2 separate regions of the Mus musculus genome follow, and region 1 is linked to region 2. Evidence: chromatin loops called from intact Hi-C (ENCODE). Cell type or tissue: left cerebral cortex. All regions are shown on one strand.

Region 1 (2,500 bases), 53 kb before region 2:
AAGCCAGAGCAGAGTTGTTCTCCTATTTTCATACCAGTTGATAAGGTCTTATTCTAAATGCCTCTTTCACCTGTCTCTGTCTGTCAGGAAGAAGCCTTTCCCCTCCCTGGATGTCTGTGTCAAATATATCTCCCTCCCGAGTCTCTTTTGGATGGAATCCCATCCTTCCTAAAGCCAAGTCCAGGGAAGGGCATGCATGACCTCTCCAGAAAGCAGGCATTGCCACAGTGTGGCGTGCAGCAGAGTCTAGTGGTGAGCCAGCAGTCTTCGGTTCCATCAGAGCTGGAGGGCTGTGAGCAGCGGAAGGACCTAACAGATCGCTTTCTACCAAATCCAAGGCATTTACTTCCACAGTCTAACCTCTGTTCTCTGATATGCTGTTTGTATGGTTTACTGTTTGCATTGTACAGGAACTTGAGACCTGGAGAAGTCTGTGTAAGGCTCCAGAAAAAGAGATACCATCCTTGGATAATAAAATCCTCTGTGAGCCAGGCCGAAATGGACATTAGGTCACAGCAATCACCTTTTTAAAAACGTGCATTTTCTAGGTGTTTTTCCTACGTATCACACGTGTGAAGGTGTCGCGGATCCTTTGGAAATGGGAGTTACAGACAGTTGTGAGCAGCTCTGTAGTTGCTTGGAATGGAACTCAGGTCCTCCAGAGGGACAGCCATTGCTCTTAACAGCAGAGCCATCTCCAGCCCTCACAGGAATAATTTCAATCATTCTTTTTTTTTTTTTTTTTTTTTTTTGGTTTTTCGAGACAGGGTTTCTCTGTATAGTCCTGGCTGTCCTGGAACTCACTTTGTAGACCAGGCTGGCCTCGAACTCAGAAATCCACCTGCCTCTGCCTCCCAAGTGCTGGGATTAAAGGCGTGCGCCACCACGCCCGGCTAATTTCAATCATTCTTTCAAGCGCAAATTTCTCCCTCCAGTCGACAAAAGCTCAGAAGGTGGTGGTGTGACTTCTCCGGGGTTATATACATGGCTCTCACGATAAGTTGCTTTTTTTCTGAGACAGTCTTGCTATGTAGCTCAGGCTGGTCTCCAATCAAGCAGTCCTTCAGCCGCAGCCTCTCCAGTGCTGGAATGAACAGACCTGAGTCACAGATGGTGGTCTCCCTAGTGTTCCCAGTTAACTTTGCAGTCCGCGCTCTGTGGCTACATCCTCCAACAAACACAGCGATTGGATGCCCACCAAGGGCCACCAGGGCGCGCTCGCAGCCAGGCGCGAGGCCGCCGAGGGCGGGAGGCTCTGTGATTGGGAGGCGCGGCTGTCAGTTAGGCGCGGGCGGGGCGGTGGGCGGTGGGCGTGGCCTGCATGAATAAGGCGCGCTTCAGCGCGTCGAGCGCTTCGCCGCCGCCCGCCGGACTGCGAGGCGCCCCCTGAGGGGCGGAGGAATCGGGCCTGGGGAGCGGGCGCTGAGGGAGGAGCCAGGTCGGAGCGGCTGAGGGCCCTGGCGAGGAGGTGGAGGGCTGAGGCCCGGAGGAGGCCCCGCCGCGATGGGCAACCTGGAGAGCACCGACGGTGGCCCGGGCGAGCCGCCCTCCGTCCCGCTGCTGCTGCCGCCCGGCAAGACGCCGATGCCCGAGCCGTGCGAGCTGGAAGAGAGATTCGCCCTAGTGCTGGTGAGACCGGCGCTGCTGCCTTCCCGCCGCCCCCACAGCCCCCGCCGGGTCCCGCCCACCCCCGCAGCCCCGTCAACGCCTGGCCCGGCCGGCAGCTCGGAGCGGCCCGTCGGGGGTCGGGGAGGAGGGGTCCCCAAGCCCGGGACCTGCCCGAGGTCCAGACTCCTCCCTCCCCACTTCCCTCAGACTTCCCGGTCCGCTGCCGGAATTCCATTCCCGGGACCTCGCTGGTGGGACGGTTTCGGAAGCTGTTGGGTCCCCAGCCAAAATCAGGCATTTTTCCTCCTTCATGAGAGCGGGTCTCGCGTTCAGACCAGATGTTTCGGGGAGGAAAAGGGGGGATTGGAGAAGGGGCTGGCTGCCCATGGGGGTGGGGGGTGGGATAAGAAGCGATGCCATTCTACTTATTTCAGGACCGCCTGCAGGCATCCTGCTAAGTTATAGTGGATTTGCCTAGGCTGAACATGTGGATAAGCCATTTGACTAGACAGTTTTTTCCCCCCAATTGAAACAATACACAAACCATCCCGCCTGGTTTTTTATCCTCCCTCGTTTCATGTTAAACTTTGGTGACTGGTTCGTGTACCGTTGCTTGTGGTTCTTTGTAGTCCTTCTGTGGTTTCAAAAGGGATGGTTTCTAAAGACGAACTGATTCTCCTTTGCCCTGGGGCTTGGACGTTGATGTGAGTGACTCTGAATAGAGAGGTTAGTAGCAGGTATCACTGAGAGGAAGCTGGACCATGTTCAACATGAAGCTTTAAAAAAAAAATGAACATAACGCTAACAGATAAATCTGAAAAACTTGGGGAAATAGCTTTCACTTCTTCCCCCAAAGAGCTATTAGGAGATAGTAATAATTCTGGTGTATTGT
Region 2 (2,500 bases):
CTTGTTTTCCCCACAGGCTTTAACCACCAACGCATGGTCGTTCACAGTCAAGTCAGGAGTGCTGTACCACCCAGTGGCCCTCCTCGAGCTCCAGGTCCCCACTGAGATCCTCCTGGAGGCAGAAGTACCTTAATTCTCAGAGTCCTGCAGATCTGGACAGTGGGCCCAGGGCCCAGCAGAAGGCTGTGTTGTTCAAGCTCCTGCTGCTCCAGCTGAGGCTGGCTCGTCCCTGTGCCACTGTGGGCACTAGGTCTATAGGGGTCTGACATTTCCCTAGTGCCCCCCATAGTGCACTTTGCCCCAAGTCTTCAACTTCATTTCCTGAAGGGTCAGTTCAGGGCTGGGAAAAACCACTTCCGGCTTCAGCACACGAGGGTACACAGCCCCCCTCTTCCCAGGGTCTAGTGGGATCCTAGAGGAGGAAGTACATCCAAGAAGAAATACGGGTCCCCCCACCCCGCCTTTGCAATCCCACAGTCAGCTCTGGTTTAGAGAGTATCCACACTAATGGATCCCTGGACTCTGCCAATATTGGATAATCTTTGCCTGGGCCCACTCTGCTGAGCCCTAGTAAAAAGGGACAGAGGAGCAATGGCAGGCCCACTGGCTGCCTGCGTCTTCAGGGTTCTTTTGTTGCTGTTCTGCTCTCCTAGACCCATGTCCCACCCACCTTGGCACCCATCTTCTTGGCTTCCTGAGCCAGCTGCTGTCCTGCATTGCCTCCTGCTCCACTTCCTTAAAACCAAAGGATTGTGGAGGAAGACCTGTGGCTTTCAAAAGTGGAAAAAGAAGGGCTAACACTTAACATGCAGAGTGGGTGGCAGTGGGAGCAGCTGACCCCTGGCGGTCTCCCTCTGGATGGGCACTTCCTGCTCCAAACAATGCAAGGAAGGGCTTGGACCCCACCCTGCCTGCTGTCTTCCCACTGATTGAAGAGCAGAGGCACTGTCTGTCCCAGCTCCAAGACTGCTAGAGGAAGGATGTGCCGCAATCTCACCTTTCCTCAGCTAGGTGGACTCTGGCCCAGGAACAGGCAACAGAGGATCTTCACAGACTATTTGCTCAATTCCCTACTGGGCTCTGACCCTGGAAGGGAATGCAGGGGCACTTTGTTTTGTATATGTATCTTTTCCTTTCTTGTACATAAATCCCAGACCTCTCAACAAAGTCTTGCACCAAGCTGTCTTCTCTTTGTCAGAGTGGCCATGAGGATATGAGTTTGGGTGGGAAGTGTTTTCCTCCATTTCAGGAGTGATGAGCCTAGATGGCAGGGGAAGCCTGGCTGGGCTTTAAACACAGGGAGGAAGCTGTCAGAACTGGAGTGCCCTCTGCTGGTCCCCAGTGGATAGTACATGAAGAGGACAAAGGAGTTGTAGATCATGTTATAAATATTATTTAAAAAACAAAACAGAACACATACATCGGGTCCCAGGGGAGAGGAAGTAGTGGTGGAGCCCCAGGGCCAGGTCAGGCAAGAGCAGGCACTGATGCTAGAGGGTGAGGACCCTGCCCTCGGCCACCCAGGCTGTGTCCAAGCAGCCTGTCTCTTTCCTGGAGACCCCTTCTCACACTATCTACTGGCATCACCCACCCCGTGGTATAGACTGCCCATCTCTGGTCTGGGGCTGAGGGCAAGGACTGCACTAGTCTGAGAACTAGGGGACCCTTGAACACCAAAAGCAACCTTGAGAGGTGCTAACAGTAGTGTGTTGGGGGTGGGTTACTTTAGGAAAAGTGGACACAGACCAGACAAGACGAAGGAGTCTGAGGCAGATGCTGAGGCGACCCTGGAGCCACTGCCTCACGAAGTCCAAGGCAGAAAGTAGCTCGTGGGGTCATTGGTGGTCGTCCAGCTGCTGTAGGAGTGTCCGCCTTCGCCTCTCCAGCTCCCCCTCACTCAGCTCGCTTTCTGACGTGTCCCAGCCTGTCTGTTGAGCAAAGGTGTGACTTACCTGAGCCCCCTAGTCTGTGTCACAGGCTGGGGCGAAAGCCAGGTCCTCCCATTCACCTTCTCCTTCTTGATTCCGAAGCCTGGGGAACGGTTAGGGAGCTCTGCCTGCCGGGGTTCCCTGTCCTGTTCCTGTTCTCTGTCTTCACTCTCCTTACCAGCTTTGTCTTCGGGGTCCGTCTCACTGTCAGGACTGGTCTGTAAGAGTTCAGAGCCCATCTCAGCAGTTGAGCGGCACAGCTGGGAGGCAGGTGACATGACTGCAGAATCTCAAGACGACTCCTCCACTCACCGACTTGTGTCTTCTTTTCTTGGTTTTCTTTTTTGGTTTCTTGGTTTTCCGAAGACCATGATCTATAGGGTTTAAAAAAAAAAATCTACGCTGAGTCCCATCGGGAGAAGGCAGCTCCTTGCCTGGGCAGAGATAGGAAGTCTTGCTCCACAGTGAGGCCCTCCCATCCCAGTCAGCCCTCAGCGGTCTGGGATTTGCTGTGCCTCTATCCCAGCACTCTAGTTCCCGGGCTCCTAGAAACTGCTTACCTGACCCAAGAA

The links. Peaks named below come from ENCODE experiments on the same cell type or tissue, not always from the same donor. Only the 100,000 strongest peaks of a DNase experiment are listed, where the experiment ranks them.
Region 1: a loop joins it to region 2, with 5 times the contacts of the local background. A loop is called at or near these places in 35 of 42 quality-filtered maps.

What each region holds. Positions count from the first base shown.
Region 1 is chr15:99,369,306-99,371,805 of GRCm38, reverse strand. It overlaps Fmnl3 (formin-like 3), which reads left to right and starts at 1,324. Exons shown (of 27, transcript NM_011711.2): 1 at 1,324-1,629. The coding sequence starts at 1,504. In left cerebral cortex, a CTCF peak has its summit at 1,211 (motif pointing right); a DNase peak (open chromatin) is centred at 1,262; H3K4me3 peaks cover 1,542 bases; H3K27ac peaks cover 793 bases.
Region 2 is chr15:99,315,889-99,318,388 of GRCm38, reverse strand. Prpf40b (pre-mRNA processing factor 40B) reads right to left here. Exons shown (of 26, transcript NM_001370635.1): 23 at 2,489-2,500; 24 at 2,241-2,302; 25 at 2,009-2,146; 26 at 1,371-1,928. The coding sequence ends at 1,836. It overlaps Fmnl3 (formin-like 3), which reads left to right. Exons shown (of 27, transcript NM_011711.2): 27 at 17-1,177. Among named protein-coding and RNA genes, the nearest start is that of Prpf40b, 22 kb to the right of the region's middle. In left cerebral cortex, a CTCF peak has its summit at 1,330 (motif pointing left); DNase peaks (open chromatin) are centred at 875 and 1,321; H3K27ac peaks cover 1,478 bases.